3 separate regions of the Homo sapiens genome follow, and regions 1 and 3 are each linked to region 2. A link is a contact called in ENCODE Hi-C or POLR2A ChIA-PET data. All regions are on one chromosome and are shown on one strand. The core of a region is the stretch at or near the end of the contact, and the rest is flanking DNA. Distances in the headings are between cores, read along the strand shown. Region 1 holds the start of MIER3 (MIER family member 3). Region 2 holds the start of SLC38A9 (solute carrier family 38 member 9). Region 3 holds the start of SNX18 (sorting nexin 18).

Region 1 (2,700 bases), core at 69-2,568, 1.2 Mb after region 2:
TTCGGGCCCCCTCTTGGCTGCCTCGCCTTCCTCCCCGAGTCCCAAGTGTACAAACTCACAGACCCGGGACGAAGCCCGGAGTCTGAGAGGCAACTCCAAGTCGCTTCTTGGAGCTCAGCAAGTTTCCAAGCAGAGAAGCAAAACCCAGAGCAGTCGGCTGGCACCATCAGTCCCCCATCCCTGGCATCTCCGGAGTCCTCCAAATCCCACCCGGCTCTCCGAAGCCCCAAACAACTCGAAACGTAACACCCTTTTCTGGAACGAACTCGCGTTCTGAGCACCTAGTTCGCCCCTGGGGCCCGGGAGCCCCAACTCCGAAGCCGATCTCTTCCCCTGCAGCGTAGGCCAGCTCGAATCGGACACTCGCCCCCAAACCAAAGCGCGAGCCCCCCATCCTCTCTCTCGAGTCCAGAGATGCAGCTCCTCTCAGTTCCAGGGATGCTGGCTCCTTCCAGAGTGTTCAGTCCCTCCCTGGACCGTCAGCGCGCCCCCCGCCCCAGCGAGCTCCAGCCCAGGGGCTCCTGCCACACCGCCCCCTCCCCCCAGCTCACCAGTCCCGGGGGACATGGCCGGGGCAGCTTCGCTCGCCCAGCCTTCCTTCCTCCAGCCCAGAGAAAACTGGAGCTATCAAGCCGCTCTCCTGGAGAGGGCGTCGAGGGTCTCGGTCTGCCCTTTAACCCCAGGGGCTCCCGCACCTCCCGGGCTGCGGGGTGGGGAGTCCCGCTCTTCTGAGAAGCCCGGTGGCCCCGCATCCCGCTCTTCTCCGCGCCCCCAGCAAAGTGAAGCGTGCGGCTCCTTCGCGCCGCAGCCCGGGCCCGGTGGGCCGGGGGCACAGCGCACGACTCCCGCAGGGCAGTGGCGCAGCCCGCTCCCCTCTTTGCGATCCGGCCGCGGAGGGGGGGCTCCGCCGGTTTCCACCCACCCGGGCCCGGGGAAGAGGCGCGGAGGCGCCGGCGGCCCGCGTCAGCGACCGGGGACACGGCACTGCCTCGTCCCTGGGGCAGGGCTCACTGCAGCCGGCCGCCACCTCCGTCCGGCTCGGTCGCCCGGCCCGACCGGGGCCGGAGCCGCCGCGGCCTAGTCCCGGAGGGAGACCGCTCCCGCGCCCGCTCCCGCCCCCCGGCCAGCCCCGCCACGGCCAGTCGCCGCCCCGCGACCCCCGCGTCGCCACGCCGCCCCTCATGGGGCAGCGGAAAGAGCCCCGGATCCCCCAGGCTGGCTCGGGGGTCGCGGGGAGCCGCCGGGCGCCCGCTCCAGCCCGGCTGCTCCTGCCCGGTTTCCCTGCTCACCTCCGCCATATTGGTACCTTTAGGGCGAACGAGCAGCGCCGAGCCCAGTCCCCGGATGGGGCGCCTGAGCCAATCGCAGCCGCCGCCGCCACCGCCGCGGTCCGCCCGGCACCCGCCCGGCGGCGGAGGCGGCACGGCCCCTTATAGGGCAGGGCGGCCCGCGACGCCCCCGGCCCGCTCGCAAGCCGACGCCGCCCGGCGCCCCTCGCCGCCCCCGCGCCGGCCCCAGCCGGCCAGACCCGCACCCGCGCGCACCGTCCTTCTCCTCCTGGCTGGTGTAAAGTTCCTGCCGAATTGGAGGCAAGTGGGGGACGGACGGACGCGCGGGCGCGGGACAGACCCACGTCCAGCCAGTGGAGGCCCAAGAGCCGGCGGGCGCGTCTGGGAACCGACCCACAGACACCGCGGCGCGGGAGGGCGTGCGGGAGGCGGGCAGGAGACTTGGACTGGCAGGCGATGTGCAGGGGAACTCGACAGACTCAACTTCCCTAAGAGGAGGAGGCGATCTATGAAATAGACAGATGTGGGAGGAAGCCCTGGGAAATGGGAGAAGAGGCTGGTGGATGGCAGAGTCAGTCCAGAATGAGAGGACTACAGTCAGGCACTTTGCCGTTTCCACGAAGGGACCTGCAGGAATGGGAGATGGAGACCGGTGTACACTGCTCACGGAGTGGACAATGGAAGTAGACATTTGCCAAACAGGTTATTGACAGCACAGAAGAAAAGACAAAAGATCGACAGGGCAGAGAAATGATGCTGAATATACTTGTACAGTTCAAGAAGATGCCCAAAAAATATAAACTGTGCTGTTATCCAAAAAAAAAAAAAAAAAAATTAGACCAGTTCTAGGAATTGTTCATCACCAACGTGTCTTAGGGGATGACCCAGAGATACTTGATACATCTGTTGAAGGACAGGAACAGCATATCAAAGGCCCTGAACTGAGTCTCAAAAATTCTACCCCTCACTTCCCTCACTTCTCCAAAAAGGCCAAACGTTTGGGTAGGATCATAAAAGGAAACTAGTCCCCTGTGCAAGTGGATGGGTGAAAGACGGAGCATAAGGCTTAACAGGAATACCTGCTCGTACATGTTCCTTATGACCATTTGCTCTTCATTGGAGGAGATTACTCTCCGGAAGGTCCACATCCACACTGAAAGACTTTGAGCCAAGTACACAAAAATATACACTAACGACTGATTGGAGAGTTAGGTCCTGCAAGAAGTTAAAGTAAGGTATGGAGTTGCCCTAGCAAATTTGGAGGACACATTGTCCTAAAGTGGGAGGCCAATTCTATCTGTGGAAAAGAAAGTCGGCTGTAAGGTACATGAATAAGTGAGATGCAAATACCATCAGGAATTATAGCAGGACCCTACAGGAATTTGGAGAGAGTGATCTCAGACACCAGAGC
Region 2 (2,700 bases), core at 98-2,597:
TTGTCATGTCTGAAGGTATTAAAAAGAAAAAAGAGGCTGGGCGCAGTGGCCCACGCCTGTAATCCCAGCACTTTGGGAGGCCAAGGCAGGCGGATCACTTGAGATCAGGAGTTCAAGACCAGCCTGGCCAACATGGTGAAACCCCGTTTCTACTAAAAATACAAAAATTAGCGGGGCGTGGTGGCGGGCAGCTGTAATCCTAGCTACTCAGGAGGGTGAGGCACGAGAATCGCTTGAACCAGGGAGGCGGAGGTTGCAGTGAGCCGAGATCACTCCACTGCACTCCAGCCTGGGCGACAGAGCGAGACTCTTGTCTGAAAAAAAAAAAGAAAGAAAAGAAAAGAAAAAAGAAAACAAGGTGGAGGTACAACTTACAACTTATAGTGTGCTCATCTACAGAGCACGGCAATGGATAAGACACTGCCTGGGAGTCATGACAATTAGGTGTTGGTCGAGTTTGCCATTAAATGGTTACCTGGTGTTGAGTAGGTTTCTCCAACTCGGTGGACCTCAGTTTCCTTCTCTGTAAAATGAGGAGAATGCGCTTGACTAGCTGCTCTCAAACCCCTCTTCCAGCTTTACTATGCTGAGATGTCAAGCTACCCACTATCAACACACTCACTCTCACAACTGAGTCGTGTGAAAAGCGTGGCGAGGGCTTACCAGTCATGGCCCTCACCCCCTCTGTGGTCCTAGCTCAAGGCCCAAAGGGGGTTCCTCCCTCATGTTCCCCCTCTAGATGTCCCCAACTCGGGATGGAGAAAGGTGCTCCCAGCCGTGATCGCGCCACCTCACTCAAGCCCAAGCGACGGAGCAAGACCCTATCTCAAGAGAGAGAAAGAAGGGTGCTCCCATTCCTGCAAGTCCCACAATTCTCCTACTCCCTCCTTCTCTCACCCGAGGGTCAGGGTGTTCATTTACCCCAACCCTATCTTTTCTCTAAGGCTCCAGCTGACACCGACTCCCATAGACACTCGGATTTCCTCAGACCCCGAGGGACTCCTGACTTTCTTTCCCTGAGCCCTTGAGGAGCGCGCGCCGTGCCTCCGGAGCAGTCTCCGCGGCTCCAGGCTATGGCCTCCCTGAGCCCCAAAAGAAGAGACGGTTCCGATGCGCTGCAAAGAACTATCCCAGGTGACAGCCGGCTTCGCCCCAACTTCAACCCTTCCCGCCGCCTTCCCTCGGATACCTTCCCACCTCCCCGAGGGGCGAGTTTGCTAGACGTGGGAACGTGATCTACCTGAGCAGGCCGAGCCTTCAACCTCGGAGAACTAGACGAGAAGATAAAGATTCCCTTCCCAAATTCTCGCAATTTGCGACCGCGGGGCTCCTAGTCCAAACAGGAAGCGGCAATAGCCTGGGTCGCAGGGGCCGGCGGGAGTTGGAGTTCTGAATGCGCCAAGCCCGCGGTCGCTGTCAAACCTCTCGCCGCTACGGACTACAACTCCCAGAGGGCTCTGCGACGGCCAGCACGCCCATCACCGCAGGGCCCAGCCCCGAGGCTTCAGGAGGCTGGGCAGCCGGCGCGCCCAGGTGGGCGAGTCCAGTCGGAACTGCAGCCCCGAGTTTGCTCCAGTTCCTTGTCCCGGCTGGAGGCTGGGAGGGGTAGTAGAAGGAATGCAATCTCTTGCCATTCATAGAGCCCCGGAGGCCACGTGAGAAAACGCTGATGCGGCACCTCCATCGAGGGATCACCCCTCTTTTGGGCTTTCCTGGCGCGTGTTGTATGATCTGGTTACGTCCTTGGACCCTACAGACACAAAGGGAAGCTGGTTTGAAAAAACTGTTGAGTTGGCATGCTCCCTCCGTCGTCTAGATATTTGGGTTTGTTTTTTAAAAATGTGTTTGCAAATTAGTCTCTAGGCTAAAAGGGGCTTTAGAAGGATTTTAGAGGCCCACCCCACATACCCAGCAATTTTCCCCAAAACCTCCCCAAGTAAACATACAGTCTAAGTAAAATTAATGTGCTTGTTATGAAAATCAGTTCAAGGTCAGTCCCTGAAAAGCATATGGCCACCCTAAGCTCTTCTTACAAAGGAAGCCAGTGGCTCTTTTTGTTTCTTTTTCTTTTTTCTGTTTAAACCAGAAGAAACAGTGTCTGTAATGCCAGAAAAAAAACTAAAAATTTAGACCGGCTCCGTGGCTTATGCCTGTAATCTCACCATTTTGAGAGGCTGAGGTGGGAGAATCACTTGAGGCCAGGAGTTGGAGACCAGTCTGGGCAACATAGGGAGACCCCATTTCTACAAAAGAATTTAAAAAATTAACTGGGCAGGGTGGCACCTGCCTGTAGTCAAGCTTACTTGGGATGCTGAGGCAGGAGGATCATTTGAGGCCAGGAGTTAAGGCTGCAGTGAGCTATGATGGTGCCACTGCACTGCAGCCTGGGTGACAGAGCAAGACCCTGTCTCAAAAACAAAACGAAACAAAACAAAAAACCTAAACTTGAAAATTCAAATTTAGGCTGGGTGCGATGGCTCACACCTGTAATTGCAGCACTTTGGGAGGCTGAGGAGGGCAGATCACAAGGTCAGGAGTTTGAGACCAGCCTGACCAACATGGTGAAACCCGTCTCTGCTAAAAATACAAAAATTAGCCAGGCGTGGTGGTGTGCACCTGTAATCCCAGCTACTCTGGAGGCTGAGGCAGGAGAATCGCTTGAATCCGGTAGGCGGAGGTTGCAATGAGCTAAGATTGTGC
Region 3 (2,700 bases), core at 169-2,668, 1.2 Mb before region 2:
TGAATTAAGGTTTTGCATTAGGATAAACACTGTGGGAGTGATTCTGGTATAGTGGGTTTGTGTTTTTGTGCAAGATGCTTACAATACCACAGCCCTTAGAATAATTGTACACTCTTCTGGCCCGTTTCCCAGGTTTCCTTGAAAAGGGTCAGAGGACAGGCTGAAATTAATGACACATGAATGCAGAACCTCAATTAGAAGTGTCTTCAAAGGAATAATTAGGCTAGACTTAATAAGAGGGGATTAAGAGAAGAAAAAGCTTTGGGCAAATTATACACTGAAGGAAAGGAAGATAGGAAACAAGGCAACGATAGATTGGAGCTGATTATTTCAGGAAGTGATTTTTGTTCTATTTATCTTAAAAATAATATAAATATAGTGAGACATAGAGACAACAGATGGATGGATGGTCACTGACCTCTTACTAGGAGTGGCAATGTGAACATTGGGACGCTTCCTGGTGCATGTACCCTGCAATTGTTAGTTTAGTACCCCTATTCCCTTTGTGAAAGAGGCCAGGGATTTTGCTTCCCCCAAATAACAGTAACAGCAGCAAAAGCAGCAACAAACCCTTCAAATCTGCTTACCCTGCCAGATATTGTTTCACTTTCCTCATCTGTAAAATAGGGATTACTTTATGATGGAATCCCCACAACAACCCCCGGAGGTAGGTACGATATAAGTGCCTTGTTCCAGGTCATACAGCTAGGTAGTGTCAGAACACAGATTGAAATTCAGAAGCCTGGCTCCGAAGTTTGAGCTCTCATTCACCGCACTACATATATCTATGGGAGGATAGGCGACACATGCATGTAATAAATGTGTGAGCATTTATTGTACTGGAAACTCTCCAGCTCCTCCCTCTCTACATGATCCTTTGCTTCTAATTTTGTCAATCACAGCACCTTCCCTGGCCCTTACTTTGTTCTTGCCAATCTCCTCTCCTTGAGCAGAAGAGGGAAGGGAGCCTGCTCTGTAGGTGAACAGCTCCTCCGCAGAGGCATCCTGTTTTCTTAGTGCAATCACTAATTCGCATTGCAAAATGCTTTATTACATGACTGGGTTGCCATTCTAGGAGCATTCACTGAGCGCTCAGAGTGGGAACGTTTATCAGGCATGCAAATGCTAACTTACTTTCTAGAGAATGTTTAACTTAAAAGCCTAAAGAAATCTCAGATAATTCACTTCGGAGTAGAAACCTCCTTCAGCCGCGCTCACTACGGCGCCCGGCTTCGCGGCACCGGCCACTAGAGGGCAGTGGCCGCCGCAAAGCCGACGCGGGCGGTGGGCTCGGCGGCTCGGCCATCGCTTGCTCTCGCCTGGCAAGGGGCTCTCGGCCGTGGATTAGCGCAGCTGGAGACGTGGGAGGCCGCGGGCCCCGCCCCCGACCGGCGGCGGCTGCGGCGGCCCAGCGCGGCAGTCGGCGCTGCGAAGTGGAGGCGCTGCGAGCGGAGCCGCGCGGAGGGCGCGACCGGCTGGTCCGGGCAGCGTGGGTTTGCCGCCTTCGGGGCTCCAGTCCGCGCGCCAGGGCTCGAGCAGTACCGCGGGCCCCTCAGGTGGGCCTCGGCTCGGGACGCCGGGAGTCGGGACCGCCAGTCGGGGCGCCGGGACCATGGCGCTGCGCGCCCGGGCGCTGTACGACTTCAGGTCGGAGAACCCAGGAGAGATCTCGCTGCGAGAGCACGAGGTGCTGAGCCTGTGCAGCGAGCAGGACATCGAGGGCTGGCTCGAGGGGGTCAACAGCCGCGGCGACCGCGGCCTCTTCCCGGCCTCCTATGTGCAGGTGATCCGCGCCCCCGAGCCTGGCCCGGCGGGAGACGGCGGCCCGGGCGCCCCGGCCCGCTACGCCAATGTGCCCCCCGGGGGCTTCGAGCCCCTGCCTGTCGCGCCCCCCGCCTCCTTCAAGCCGCCGCCTGACGCCTTCCAGGCGCTGCTGCAGCCACAGCAGGCGCCGCCTCCGAGCACCTTCCAGCCGCCCGGCGCGGGCTTCCCGTACGGCGGGGGCGCCCTGCAGCCGTCGCCTCAGCAGCTCTACGGCGGCTACCAGGCCAGCCAAGGCAGCGATGATGACTGGGACGACGAGTGGGACGACAGCTCCACGGTGGCGGACGAGCCGGGCGCTCTGGGCAGCGGAGCATACCCGGACCTCGACGGCTCGTCTTCGGCGGGTGTGGGCGCAGCCGGCCGCTACCGCCTGTCCACGCGCTCCGACCTGTCCCTGGGTTCCCGCGGCGGCTCGGTCCCCCCGCAGCACCACCCGTCGGGGCCCAAGAGCTCGGCCACCGTGAGCCGCAACCTCAATCGCTTCTCCACCTTCGTCAAGTCCGGCGGGGAGGCCTTCGTGCTGGGGGAGGCGTCAGGCTTCGTGAAGGACGGGGACAAGCTGTGCGTGGTGCTGGGGCCCTATGGCCCCGAGTGGCAGGAGAACCCCTACCCGTTCCAGTGCACCATCGACGACCCCACCAAGCAGACCAAGTTCAAGGGCATGAAGAGCTACATCTCCTACAAGCTGGTGCCCACGCACACGCAGGTGCCGGTGCATCGGCGCTACAAGCACTTCGACTGGCTGTACGCGCGCCTGGCGGAGAAGTTCCCGGTCATCTCCGTGCCCCACCTGCCCGAGAAGCAGGCCACCGGCCGCTTCGAGGAGGACTTCATCTCTAAGCGCAGGAAGGGCCTGATCTGGTGGATGAACCACAT

What was found. Hi-C counts contacts between places; a loop is a spot of excess contacts on that map. ChIA-PET counts read pairs that join two places held with the same protein, here RNA polymerase II (POLR2A). Pooled maps may share reads with other maps.
Region 1: a loop to region 2 is called in a map of CD8-positive, alpha-beta T cell, with 5 times the contacts of the local background. The contact joins the promoter of MIER3 here to the promoter of SLC38A9 in region 2. A Hi-C loop is called at or near these places in 1 of 168 maps with a recorded cell type or tissue (CD8-positive, alpha-beta T cell) and 6 of 50 pooled maps. POLR2A ChIA-PET finds 5 or more read pairs at or near these places in 1 of 52 experiments (T-cell).
Region 3: a loop to region 2 is called in a map of CD8-positive, alpha-beta T cell, with 13 times the contacts of the local background. The contact joins the promoter of SNX18 here to the promoter of SLC38A9 in region 2. A Hi-C loop is called at or near these places in 2 of 168 maps with a recorded cell type or tissue (CD8-positive, alpha-beta T cell and naive thymus-derived CD4-positive, alpha-beta T cell), 1 of 37 single-sample maps with no recorded cell type and 8 of 50 pooled maps.

What each region holds. Positions count from the first base shown.
Region 1 is chr5:56,950,805-56,953,504 of GRCh38, forward strand. It overlaps MIER3 (MIER family member 3), which reads right to left and starts at 1,319. Exons shown (of 13, transcript NM_001297599.2): 1 at 1,290-1,319. The coding sequence starts at 1,298. RefSeq lists an enhancer at 151-240 and silencers at 811-980, 1,041-1,150, 1,181-1,600.
Region 2 is chr5:55,710,977-55,713,676 of GRCh38, forward strand. SLC38A9 (solute carrier family 38 member 9) reads right to left here and starts at 1,348. Exons shown (of 16, transcript NM_173514.4): 1 at 1,241-1,348; 2 at 476-523. RefSeq lists enhancers at 796-875, 1,446-1,495, 1,586-1,775, 1,611-2,254.
Region 3 is chr5:54,516,341-54,519,040 of GRCh38, forward strand. SNX18 (sorting nexin 18) reads left to right here and starts at 1,419. Exons shown (of 2, transcript NM_001102575.2): 1 at 1,419-2,700. The coding sequence starts at 1,613. RefSeq lists silencers at 1,173-1,414, 1,295-1,854 and an enhancer at 2,327-2,700.